2 separate regions of the Homo sapiens genome follow, and region 2 is linked to region 1. Evidence: chromatin contacts called from ENCODE Hi-C or POLR2A ChIA-PET data. All regions are on one chromosome and are shown on one strand. The core of a region is the stretch at or near the end of the contact, and the rest is flanking DNA. Distances in the headings are between cores, read along the strand shown.

Region 1 (6,728 bases), core at 2,474-4,973:
AACTAAGGGGGTAAAACTGGCCTGGTGGGACTCATCTCCAGTTGAGGGTGACACCCACTGCTCCCTCCAGCCTGTTGTAACTTCTGTCCTGCCCCTGCTGACAATGTCAGCCTAGGTTGGGCCTTTCAAGAGAGCTGAAAATAGGATCTTAATGGGAAATCTCCCAGTGTTGGCCAAATAAAACCCGAAACAGAAGGTATCTCTGTTTGATTCCAAACCAGTTTCCCCACAAAGCGAGGCCAACTCTGGCCTGAGTTCCCCCACCTGCCCACACCCTTATGTTCTCTGGAAATTCCCACTCAAAAGCCAGAGCTCCCTGTTTAGACATTTTAATATGGATGTTTTCTGTTTTTAGATACTATTCCTGTTAGCTTATTCATACCATTTCACCTACACATATGAAAAAAATATTTCAGGACTAGAATGATATACAAAATTATTTCAACGAGACATAAATTATCGGGGGACTAGTGCCATCTAGTGCCATGGCCCCTCTAAGTGAGGATGGCAGGGGGTGGAAAAGAGACACAAGGACTCCAATTGCTACCCCCACTCAATTGGGGTCCAGCTCCCAACTTTGCTGCCCCATCCCCAAAAGCCCAAGTTGCTCCACATCTGGAACTCACCTGGTGGCATTACAGGCCAGCAACACCTCACCTTTCCTGCCCCCATTCAGGCAAAGGTCCAGGGCAATTTGCTCCCATAGCCCATGGCATCCATCTGGGAAGAATGAAGGGTGATGGCACAATCTGCAGCTAGGTATTTAACTGGGAATAAGGGAGACACAAACCATTTCTCTCCCGCACTCCCTTCCCATTTTTTTTTTTTAACAAAAGATCTCATTATTATCTGATTTCACTGTCTCACGAAGGCCCTGTGTGCTCCAAAGACTGAAGCTCTAAATAAGAATCTTCTGGGTCCTCTTTATTAAGAGCCCTCTGCCTTCCCAGGGGAGGGAAGCAAATCCTTCAGGGCCCCCAGAGTTCCTGCACCCCATATCATGGGTGAGTCCTACCAGCCACAGAGCCACCCGTCACCGTGGAGAGGCTTAAGCTGCACTCAGAGCTCCCCCCGGGCATGCCGAATGTAGTGTTGATGCAGCCCTGCTTCCTGAGCAAAGTCCTGACCGCACTCTGTGCAGGCGAAGGTGCCAGGAGGGGCACGGACCTCATGCATCTGGCGGTGCCGCCTCAGAGAAACAGCCTGCCCAAAGGTCTTGCCACAGTCAGGACAAGGGAAGGTGGGCTGGGCAGTAGTGGTTGCAACCGGCAGGGTGGGCTTGGCGGCTGGACCGTGGCTGCGCTGGTGGGTGATTAGGGCTTTGGAGGAGGGGAAGGAGCGGGCGCAGGTGAAGCAGATGAAGAGGACCCCCTGCAGCTTCTGGGCCACGAAGTCCGCTGGGTGCTCCCGCTTCATGTGACGCTCCTGGAACTTGGAATCTGCGAAGGTGATGAGGCAGCGGGTGCACTTCGGGGCCCCCAGGTGGCCTGAGGAATGTGGGGGAGAGGTCAGGGGAGGCCAGCAGGAGTCTCCAAGACCTCTTCCTGAACCCCAGAATCACACCAACAATTAACATTGAATGTGTTATGTGCTAGGTTCTATGCTAATGCTGGACAACCAAACAGGAGAACTGTTCTTGCACCTATTTTATGGATGAGCAAACTGAGATTCAAAGAGGTTAGGCAAGTTGCCCATAGTCATGAGGCTAGGAAAGGAAATGGTGGAGCCAGGGTTGGAACCCAGAGAGTCAGCCTGCCCAACAGAGGGGTATGGTGATTACAGCACAGCCTTTGGAGCCAGACTGCTTGGGATTGAATCTCACCTCCACCACTTCCTAGGCAATTACACCAGTTTCCTTATCTGGAAAATGGGCTAATAACAGTATCTACTCCATAGGACCGTTGGAAGGAATAAATGAATTGCTGTACAGTCATTTGCAATTATGACTAATGATACAGAGAAATCCAGCCCGACATCCAGGATCTGGCCTGGTACTCACAGCTAGACCTTGGTGTTCTGTTGAACATAAATTTTCACAGAATATCAAGGACAGACAAGGCCACGCTGTGACTAAAATGAATCAAGACAAGACTACATCATCATAATGTCTGAGCACAGACAAAATATGAATACTGTCCAAGCAGAAAAATGACCAAACATCCTCCTATCCTGGCTAATGTGAATGTCTGCTGCTGCTTTATCAGTCAGAGCTTGAGCCTCGCCTCCTTCCTTCCTCCTTCTGGGTAAGATTTATTACGATAGCCAATCATAGAATTGCCCCTGCTTCCTGGTAGCATCCAATCCAGAGCAAAACAATTTTGCTTGAACCTTCCCCAAAATCACCACCCACAAGCCCAAATCCTGTGTCGTTTTTACCATTCTTAGTGAGACACCCCACAGTCCCCCCATGGTCTGTGTTCATTGCAGTGAGAAACCCAACGTGTTCAACTGCAGGTGTGTTCCTGGTAGTCTCTGGCTCAAGGGCATTGAGACTACAGCTCTTGTTACAAATACCTCTCTCTGCCTCAGTTCCCAGTTTAAAGGGCCTATTATTAGAAGGACTCAATGAGATAATGAATGTTAAAATGGTTCATAATATGAGAATAAATACACCTAGCTCATAATAAAACACTGAGCAGGAGGTGTTGCTATTACATGTCAAACTGGCTACCATCATTAACCCCTAGCTTTCCCCTTTGCTGCAGTTAATCCCATACCCACCCTGTGAGGTGGGAAGTACCACCCTCTTTTGACAGTCAAGGAAACCAAGGCCCAAGTTACACTGAAAGTCTAGGGCAGAGTTGGGACCAGAATCTTGGGGTTTCTCTCCCAATAGAACCATTCCCAGCCACATCTCCAACCCAAGCCTCTCCTGGAAGCCACCCTATCCCTCTGAATGCATAAGCATTGCAATCCTGCTTATGTGGCCAGAGGAGGGTGAGTACTCTGGCCACATAAGCTGGTGTGAGGAGATGCACTTCCTGCTAGAGCAGCTCAGGGACCATTACAGCCCCTTCTCAACAGGCAAAACTCTGTGGCGCCTTGGACACCGAAGTGCCACAGAGATCTTAGCATCAGCTCCTGCACCCCACCCTCCTCTAGCCCGCCAGCCATGTGTACTCACAGATGTTGCCTCCTGGGCTCTGGGGACTTCTCTCCTTGGGTGAATCCTGCTGCTTCATGTTCTCTTCAGGGTTCGGGTCCTCCATGGTGCTGGGACCCTTCTAGTCAGGAGAGGAGCGTGCATAAGTGAAGCTGTTCATCTGTTACCAGTCTTAGAGGGCACCCTAAGTCTATGACCTTTGACATCGCCAGAGGCTCTCCTTGCCTGCCTTTGACCCCTACGACATACTATCTCCTTGAACTCTAATTGATGGAGTTCTTGCTAAAAGAAGCTTCAAACCTCCCAAAGGACTGGATTTCCTGGGTTTGGGACTCCCCTAGAGTCTTCTCACTGGTGTGACCTATGACCTGCTGCATCAAACTAACTCCCTGAACTCAGCGTGGAAGCCTTGATCTTTGACACCAGCGTCATCCCAATCTCAAGTGTCTTGGGGCAGGTAGTGATACCCACCCTTTATCCCAGTTCTTCCCGGGAAACATCCTCTGACATCCTGTGATTTTTGTTCCGCCCAGAGCCCCCGCCTCCCACGCGCGCTTGCAGCTGCTATCCCGCTACCCTCAAGCGCTGCCTACAGGTTCCTGCTCCCAGGCCTCAGTTTTCCTCCTTACAGCAGAGGGCTGCCTTTCGCTGCGCCTGTCAGCCGCTGGCTACAGCGCCGCCCCAGAGAGAAGTGGGATAGGGACCACTCAGTCTCAGGGCCCCCGTGGTTTCCGCGCCCTTTTGCCAGATGAGCCTCTCGGAGCCGAGATCCCGGATTTGCCATCCGGCAGTAGTATAGTCGCACCAGCCCGGTCCTCAAAATAACGGGAGGGGTCCTTCTCTGCCCTATGGCGCGTTTGATGACGTTCAGCCTCCCGCGGCTTAGCTAGCTAAGCCTTTTGCGCATGCGTGGGTAGGCTCTCGTGGCGCGCAGGCGCGTTGACTCATTCATTGTTCTAGGCCCTGAGGCCGCCAAAGAGGGGCGTGCACACTTCGGCCGTTCTGCGCAGGCGCGGCGAAGGGCTGGGTCTCTGCTGTCGGCCTTCCAAGACACACCCCCTTGGGAGAGGGAGTGACGTCAGGTTAAAGCTACCGGGACGGGTCCCGGCATCTCTAAATCACCGCTCCCTGGCCTCTTCGGCCTCCGTCCGCCGCGGCCCAGGGGCCGGGCTTCTCAGCTGCTGACCTACTGCCACCGACTGCGCTCTCTCCCGTGGGTCGGCTTTTTGCTCGGTTGGTGATTTGGAAGGGGGAAGGGGAAAGATGAAAATAACAATGTGTCCGAGGGAGGAGGGACTGGAAGCCAGATTTCTGAGGTTTTATTTTTATTTATTTTTCAGAGAGGGTCTTGCTCTGTCGCCTGGGCTGGAGTGCGGTGGTGTGATCACGGCCCACTGCAGCCTCCAAGTCCTGGGCTCAAGCGATCCTCCCGCCGCAGCCTTCCGAGTAGCTGGGGCTACAGGCGCACACCACCATGCCCGGCTAAATTTTATTTTTTATCGAGACGGAGACTCTACCAGAGAGTCCCCCCACATGTTGGCCAGGCTGGTCTCGAATTCCTGGCCTCAAGCGATCCTCCGGCCTCGGCCTCCCAAAGCACTGGGATTACAGGCATGAGCCACCGCGCCTGATTTCAGAGTTTTTGAAGCAGAAAGGGAAACGTTTCCATCTAGAGGGAGGGCGGACAGACAGGACGCCTGGGATTCTGGGGGAATAGGGTCTGGGCTCTGGATTTTTTAGGTCCTGGAGAGTGACACTCAAGAACCGAAGGGGACAGGGTGAAGGACTGAGGCCTGGGTTCCGAGTGGGGCGGCTAGGAAAGGAAAAGGCTAGGTGCTCCCTGACCCAGGTCTTCTCTACCCGTTGCTTTCCAGCCATGCCTCCGCCGCAGGGTGACGTGACCGCCTTGTTCCTGGGGCCTCCGGGCTTGGGGAAGTCCGCGCTGATCGCAGCGCTGTGCGACAAGGATGTGGAGACGCTCGAGGCCCCCGAGGGACGGCCGGACTCCGGGGTTCCCAGCCTAAGAGCTGCGGGCCCAGGCCTTTTTCTGGGCGAGCTGAGCTGCCCACCCGCAGCGCCGGGGCCCTGGGCGGCGGAAGCCAACGTGCTGGTACTGGTGCTGCCCGGACCCGAGGGGAACGGGGAACCGTTGGCTCCAGCCCTGGGAGAGGCAGCGCTGGCCGCCCTGGCCCGAGGGACCCCGCTACTGGCTGTGCGGAACCTCCGTCCTGGGGATTCACAGACTGCCGCCCAGGCCCGTGATCAGACAGCAGCTCTGCTGAACAGCGCGGGGTTAGGAGCTGCGGATCTGTTTGTGCTACCGGCGAACTGCGGCAGCAGCGACGGCTGCGAGGAGCTAGAGCGCCTCCGGGCGGCGCTGCAGAGCCAGGCAGAAGCGCTGCGGAGGTGAGTGCCGGCTTTCTGGCTGGGTCCGTTAGTCGAGACCCTAGGCACCTAGGTGCGACCATGGAGGTCCATGAGATCCCTCCCCCAGTGAGTTTGGGGCAAGGCTTAGCTCTATTATTATTATTTTTTTTTTTTTCCTGAGAGACAGGGTCTCGCTATGTTGGCTAGGTTGAATTTGAACTCCTGGCCTTAAGCAATACTCCCGCCTCAGCCTCCCAAAGTGCTAGGATTACAGGCGTGAACCACCACACCCGGCCTTTTTTTTTGAGACAGGTTCTCACTCTGTCGCCCAGGCTGGAGTGCAGTGCCGCGATCCTAGCTCACTGACGGCCTCCACCTCCTGGGCTCAAATGATCCTCCTGCCTCAGCCTCCAGAGTAGCTAATACTACAGGCTGCAAAACAGCATCTCACTGTTTCCCCAGGCTGGTCTTGAACTCTTGGCCTCAAGCCATGCCCCCACCCAGGCTTCCCAAAGCCCTAGAATTAAAAGGGAAAGGCTTAACACTTTATCTGCTGGGGCCCTGAGGCTCCTTTTTCCAGGCCCTGCCCCCACCAAGGTGATCCACCCTCCTTGGCCTCCCAAAGTGCTGGGATTACAGTCGTGAGACTCTCTGCCCAGCCCCCTGGAAGATTTTACCTGAAAACTCTAATCTTTGAGCCCTCCCCACCATCAGTTTTGTTTTCAAGCACCTAAAGCCACACCCGCAATGAGCTTTATTATTTTGGGGCATCCTCATCTACCTCCTTTCTCCAGCTCCCTCTTGTTTCTGTGCCCACTTGCTGGCTACCTCCTGGATTTGCTCTACCACCTGCCAGCCTCCTCATTTTAAAGACTTTAAAACGAGGCTCAGAGAGGGACAGTCCCTTGTCCCAGTACACTGTCATCTTTTTTCCTTAGCCTCACCTGCCCGGGAGTCACCTTAGCCACTCCCCCTTGGTAAGAACTGGTAGATGAGATTTCTCCCCTCACTGACCCTCCTTAGGCCCAGCCCCTGAAAAGAGTGCCCTTGGGGACCTTGTCTCAAATAGTGCTGGACTTGTGTTTAGGCCACAATACAGTTGCGATTCTTTGTTCTAGGCCCCACCCTCTGTGAGCTTTGTCCCACCCAGCACAGCCGACCCTTGGAAAAACCCCGCCCCCAAATACTGTATTCCATGGAAGTTTTAGCCCAATCCCCATTTTAGGCTGGGGTGGGAAACCTGACCTTATGTCCACCC
Region 2 (6,728 bases), core at 1,881-4,380, 130 kb before region 1:
GGGGGGTCAGTGAAGAAAGCACTCAGCAGGGCCAGAGAAGGTCAGGCCAGAAGTGGATAGAATGCCAGTCTCTACAGAGGGCTGAGGCCTGGGAGACAGGAGGCCCAGCACAGGCTCTGGCACAGCCACTTCCTGACCGACTGTAGTAGGCAAGGAGCCTCCCCTCTCTGGCCATTATTCCAACATTTAAGATCATCCTCGAGGCCCTTCAGAGCTGTGACATTCACTGCCCTTTTACCGAAATGCTTCTAAATCCTTTGCCCCACTGTCGTGATCTCTACAGAACCCTCCTGACCATCCTCTCCAGCTAGATAACCCAGCTCTTCCCTGCCTTGTCAAAATGTCTGCCCCAAGTCTCATCCCCACCCCTGCTTCCCCAGGGGGTCTTCCTGCTGGTTGATTTGGGGGTTTGCCAGAGTAGGAAAGGTGGTGGGGGCAACGGCCAGAGAAAGATGGGAGACCCAAGGCAAGACGGCACCAGACAGCATGCAACTCAGTCCAGGAGAGTTGGAGCTTCAGTTTCTTCCATCCCAGCCCCTTTCAGCACAAGGCTGGGGACAGAGAGAACTGTGCCCTCCCAGCCCTAACCTACCACCTCCTGCTGGCCCAGCTCAGGGCTGAGATTGTTGATTGGATTCACCTGTGATCTTGTGGTCAGTGTTGCCAAGGAAGGTCTGAATCAGCACACTCTTGGTGTCCCTGGCTGCCAAATCCAGGGGCGTGTGAAGCATCCGGTAGATGGTGGTGAAGGAGGTGCTGCAGGTGACCAGGATGCCCGGATGGGTGAAATGAGGCACTCTGGAAATCCGGCCTAGCGTTTCCACCACCACCACCGTGGTGATCTGGTGACCTTGGTCCAAAGGCCCTGTCCCACCTCCAGGGTTTTGTGCAGGGGCTGGCTCGTTGAGGCAGTTTGACAGAGGAGTCAAACTGGCAGTAGCCTTCTGAACAGTGGGTAAGTATGTACCGGTCACCCGCCACCCCCTTTACATCCAGCAGAGGACTCAGGCTGATGCTGCCAGCAGGCCACTGTGGACACCAGCTAGATATACTGCTGCAGGGAGGCCTTCTGCTCTAGGATGGGCTGCAAGATGGGCCTGGCCACCAGGAATGCCTGCTGCTTGTGGCTCTCCAGTCCCTTCATCATTCCCAGCAGGTGGAACTCACGCTTTTCAATTCAGACACAGGAATACATTGGTATCCTTCTCACCCTCCACTGCAGGAAACATGAGCACCGCTCAATCAGCTTCTACACTGGAGCAGGCCATGTTGTGCTGGCAGCTGCCTGGGCTCAAGCGCCTGTCATGAGCGCAGCACTTGGCCTAAGAATGTCAGCCCTGCAGCCAGGCTGCCTATGTTCAGATCCCAGCCTTGCCATCTACCACCTGTGTGGCATTGGACAAGTTGCTAAAGCTTGCTGGGCATCTGTTTTGTCTGCAAAATAAGGTGATGATTGTACCTACCTCCTAGGGGTGTTGTGGTGATTAATTGAGTTCATAATGGTGTCTGTTTTAGTCGGTTCTTGCATTGCTGTAAGGAAATACCTGAGACTGGGTAATTTATAAAGAAAAGGGGTTTAATTGGCTCAGAGTTCTGCAGGCTGAACCAGAAGCATGGTGCTGGCATCTGCTCGGCTTCTGGGGAGGCCTCAGGAAACTTACAATCATGGCGGAAGGTGAACTGGGAGCAGGTACTTCACATGCCCAGAGCAGGAGCAAGAGGGGGCAGGTGGCACACACTTTGAAACCACGAGCTCTTACAACAGATTCACTATTGTGAGGACAGTACCAAGGGGCTGGCGCTGAACCATGAGAAACCACCCCCATGATGCCGTCCCTCCCGCCAGGCCCCACCTCCAACAGTGGTGACTACAAACTACAAGTTGACATGAGATCTGGTGGGGACACAGATCCAAACCATATCAGTGCCTGACCTATGCTGAGCCTCAATAAATGTTAAATGCCACCATCATCCACAGGTGCCAGGTCTGCATTGGGCACATAGCATTTTGCAATCCTCTAACTTTGCAAATAAATGAGCCAATACATACTCTTTCTCCTTAATGCAAGCGATTGGTCTCTATCACCAGTGACTGAGAAGTGCCGACTGTTAGGGAATGGCAGCTAAAAAGCATTATTTCACTACAAAGTCTAGTTCAGTCATGCGCTGGTACCGGGGGTGACCTCTTTTCCCACTCTGGGCCTCTGCTGGAAGACGAAGGGGAAGGGGTGGGCAGTATCTCAAGGGTCCAGGCTCTCCTTCTCTGCCACCAGTACCCCAGAGCATGTCCCTGACCTTCCAGCTACTGTTGACAGCCATCCAGGATCTGGCTGAGCCCACTCTCCTCAGAGAAGGTGCTGGGGTGGCAGCTTTGGGGGTGGCAAACTCCATCTTGGAGCAGAGGAAGGAGAAACGCCCTGCTGCAGGATCTCGCGAGCCAGCTGGGCATGGCCGGTGGTCAAATGCTCTGATGCAATGATAATGAGGATGTAACGGTCCAGCAGCACCTGCTGGAGGTACTTGTCAGCCTAAAAAGTGGGCGTGCCTATGCCTGGCCGGTCTGATGATGACCGTGGGTGCGGGTAGGGTGTAGGGTCCACAGCCATTTCTATCACAGCCATGCAGGCTGAGTTAGGGTCTTTATTTCGTAGCCTCTCATGATATTGACAGGTCAACTTGCCTGAGCCTGTGCCCTTGGTAGTGCCAGCGTGCAGCCTGCATTCTCCCGTGAACAAAGTGTGGCCTGCAACTTGGCAGCAACTGCTGGCAGATTCCCCATCTTGCGGGCCTCCGTCAGAGCCCTGGCTGCCTCTCACGACAGCATCAGTATCTTGAACTGGCTGAGGGCTGGCTGGGCTGTACTTGCCATGGGTTGCCTGACCCCTAGTTCTCCAGCTTCAGAACGTGGTGACCCTTAGCAGAACAGGGGAGGGAGTATTTTCACCCTGAGTTACCCATTCTCCAATCCCTCTGCATGCCTGTCATAAATGTGTTACAATATACTTGCTGCCTTGGCATCCACTTTTAGGCCTGACATACATTGTTTGAAACTCAACGAAACCTCATCACCTTGGCCTAGTAAAACTTCCCCTTCCCCTTGTGGCTTGCAGTTTAGCCCACTTGTTCCTCATCTCACCAATCCAAAATCCAACAACATCCTACAGTGGCTGACCATGGCCCTATGGGATGGTCAACATCAGAGCGATGTAAATAAGTTCCCCCTTCAAGCGTGTTTTCTTTAAAATAGCCAATCCACAACCACCATGGGAAAGCCTAAGGGAATACAGGCATAGGCCCACAGGTTGTTTTTTTTTTTTTTTTGAGACGGAGTCTAGCTCTGTTGCCCAGGCTGGAGTGCAGTGGCGCAATCTCGGCTCACTGCAACCTCTGGCCTCCCGGGTTCAAGTGATTCTCCAGCCTCAGTCTCCCGAGTAGCTGGGATTACAGGTGCCCGCCACCACCCCTGGCTAATTTTTTGTATTTTTAATAGAGATGGGGTTTCACTATATGTTGGCCATGCTGGTCTCGAACTCTTGACCTCAGGTGATCCACCCACCTTGGCCTCCCAAAGTGCTGGGATTACAGGTGTGAGCCACTGCACACAGCTCTCCATGACTGTTTGACACTATCTTTTGATTCCCTAAAAAATGTTTACAAGAATTTCCGCTAGATAATGCTGAACTGGCTGAACTATGGATATAGATGGATCGTATCTGAAAGATGACAATGGTAAAAACTGTGTAAGATATGTAGTTACCACTTCCTTCGAAGTTGCTGAAGCCGCCCCTTACCTGTGGCTACTTTTTTTTTTTTCTTTTGAGATGGAGTCTTGCTCTGTTGCCCAAGCTGGAGTACAGTGGCGCAATCTCAGCTCACTGCAACCTCTGCCCACTGGATTCAAGCAATTTTCCTGCCTCAGCCTCCCGAGTAGCTGGGATTACAGGCACCCACCACCATGCCCAGCTAATTTTTTTGTATTTTTAGTAGAGACAGGGTTTCGTCATGTTGGCCAGTCTTCCTGAACTCCTGACCTCAAGTAATCTGCCTACCTCGGCCTCCCAAAGTGCTGGGATTACAGGTGTGAGCTGCTGCGCCTGGCCCCTGTGGCTACTTTTGCACGAAAAGCTAAACTCACTGCCCTTGCTGGCCTCCTCGTGAAAGGGCAATCTGTTACTCTATACAGATAGTAGATATGCCTTTGGGGTTGCTCCTGATTTTGGACTGCTATGGAAATGAAGGGGTTTACTCACGTCCACTGGAGGTCAAATTAAAAATGGATCCTATGTACGGGACTTACTGGATGCCATCCAGCTGCCAGCTGCCTTGGCTATTATGGAAACTCCCGGACATTCAAGGTTAACCTCTGCGGAAGCTAGAGGAAACAGTCTTGGCTGATAATGCCGCAAAGGATGCTGCTGTTAAAGGTTCGGTTCCTCAAATCTCTCTTGAGGCCCAGCTAAAAGAGCCACCAAAAGGTGATCTAAAAATGATTACCAAAGATGCACAAAATTGGGCACCAGAAACGGAAGAACAAAATTGGAAAGATCACACTGCTAGTTCAATGATTTGAAAAAAAAAAAAAAAAAAAAAAAAAAGCTGTGTTTAAGGCCTGATAACCAGTTCTCTCCAAGTCAATATTCTTAACTACAGTACATAATCTGACCCACTGGGGAACTTACAAATTGTTTTATGAAACAATATTAGGGGGAGTGACATTAAAAGAAGCTGTACTGGCCAAGTGCAGTGGCTCTCGGGCCTGTAATCCCAGCACTCTGGGAGGCCGAAGGGGGCGGATTGCTTGAGTCCAGGAGTTCGAGACCAGCCTGGGCAACATAGGGAAATCGTGTCTCTACTAAAAATATCAAAATAAGTAGTTTCAACTACTGGGGAGGCTGAGGTGGGAGAGTCACCTGAGCCTAGGAGATCAAGGCTGCAGTGAGTGGAGATCGTGCCATTGCACTCCAGTCTGAGTGACAGAATGAGACCCTCTCTCAAAAAAAAAAAAAAAAAAAAAAAAAAAAGCTGCCAAAAAAAAAAAAAAAAGCCTATTTGGCACTTGTGCCACCTGCCGTAAGTTTAACTCAGGAAAATGTGTACATCCCGATCCTGGACATTTTAATCTACCTAATGGGCCCTTCAAGGTTTGGCAAATGGATTTTATCCAACTACCCACTTCCGTGTGTGTGTGTGTGTGTGTGTGTGTGTGTGTGTGTGTATATATATATATATATATATATATGTACTAGTAACAGTTTGCACATTCTCCTATTGGGTAGAGGCTTTCCTGGTAGACAAGCCACTGCTTCAGCTGTGGCCAAAATTCTCCTGGAAAAAAAGTATTCCCACCTAGGGAACTCCCCTTGAAGTACATCGTGATCAGGAGCCCATTTTACTGGCCATATAATAAAACAAGTGAGTTCAGTTTGGCCAATTTCTCAGCATTTCCACTGTCTACAATCCCCAATCTTCTGGCTCAGTGGAACAAACAAGGGGAACTATAAAAACCCAGTTGGATGGCCGGGCACAGTAGCTCACCCCTGTAACCCCAGCACTTTGGAAGGCTGAGGCAGGCAGATCACTTGAGATCAGGAGTTCAAGACCAGCCTGGCCAACATGGTGAAACCCCATCCCTATTAAAAATACAAAAATTAGCCAGGTGTGGTGGTACACGCCTATAATCCCAGCTACTTGGGAGGCTGAGGCAGGAGAATTGCTCAAACCCAGGGGACAGAGGTTGCAGTGAGCTGAGATCAAGCCGCTGCACTCCAGCCTAGGTGATAGAGTGAGACTCCATTTCAAAACAAAAAAACAAAAAACCCAGTTGGCAGAATTTATCTACACCTTCCTTGACCTAAGTTCCTCCTTTGGTATTATTAAATCTAAGGGCCACTCTCTTTGGGGCTCATAAACTTTCACCTTTGGAAATAGTCACAGGCCATCCTATGCACTTGGCCTCCTCTGCTTTTGACCCTTAATTGATAAAAGGAGACATATCCATCTGGGTGCAGTGGCTCACACTCGTAAAATCCTAACACTTTGGGAGGCTGAAGCAAGGGGATCGCTTGAGTCCAGGAGCTCGAGACCAGCTTGGGTAACATGGCAAAACCCTGTCTCTACAAAAACACAAAAATTAGCTGGGTGTAGTTGTGTGTGCACCTGTAGTCCCAGCTACTCGGGATGCTGAGACGGGACGATCACTTCAACCGGGAGGCAGAGGTTGCAATGAGCCAAGATCCCGCTACCGTACTCCAGCCTGGGCACCAGAGGGAGACACTGTCTCAAAACAAAAACAAAAAAACAAAAAAAAACAAAACAGACATACTTCAATATTAATAAAGCCTTACTAAGGTAAAGGCATTAATAAAGCAATGGATAGAAATCATATTTTGATAGAACAATCTTTCCACAGCACAATCATAGGAGACAAAGACCTACAACACCATGATCTGCAGCCTGGCGACTTTGTCTATTGGAAAAGACACGTACGCAAGAATTCTATCCAGCCTTACCAGAAAGAGCCACATTAAGTCCTTCTCACCAATCCCTGTGCTGCCAAACTAAAGGGCATTGACTTCTGTATCCACATCTTTCATATTTATTTATTTATTTATTTTTGAGATGGGGTTTTGCCCAGGCTGGAGTGCAGTGGCATGATCTCGGCTCACTGCCACTTATGCCCACTGGGTTCAAGCGATTCTCCTGCCTCAGCCTCCCAAGTAGCTGGGATT

Evidence for each region. A loop is a pair of places that touch in the nucleus more often than their neighbours do. ChIA-PET counts read pairs that join two places held with the same protein, here RNA polymerase II (POLR2A). Pooled maps may share reads with other maps.
Region 2: a loop to region 1 is called in a pooled map, with 10 times the contacts of the local background. The contact joins the enhancer-like site here to the promoter of ZNF576 in region 1. A Hi-C loop is called at or near these places in 4 of 50 pooled maps. POLR2A ChIA-PET finds 5 or more read pairs at or near these places in 7 of 52 experiments (GM10248, HEK293, PC-9 and 3 more).

Annotation. Positions count from the first base shown.
Region 1 is chr19:43,593,590-43,600,317 of GRCh38, reverse strand. ZNF576 (zinc finger protein 576) reads right to left here and starts at 3,723. Exons shown (of 3, transcript NM_001145347.2): 1 at 3,575-3,723; 2 at 3,125-3,224; 3 at 1-1,487. The coding sequence starts at 3,209. The coding sequence ends at 1,060. It overlaps IRGQ (immunity related GTPase Q), which reads left to right and starts at 4,184. Exons shown (of 3, transcript NM_001007561.3): 1 at 4,184-4,336; 2 at 4,978-5,509. The coding sequence starts at 4,980. RefSeq lists enhancers at 3,689-4,108, 4,509-4,578, 4,764-5,560.
Region 2 is chr19:43,723,318-43,730,045 of GRCh38, reverse strand. SMG9 (SMG9 nonsense mediated mRNA decay factor) reads left to right here. Exons shown (of 14, transcript NM_019108.4): 14 at 1-2,063. Among named protein-coding and RNA genes, the nearest start is that of IRGC, 11 kb to the right of the region's middle. Within about 2 kb of position 3,130, at least 5 of the 41 ENCODE cell types and tissues checked have a DNase peak (open chromatin) inside an H3K27ac peak, as active enhancers do.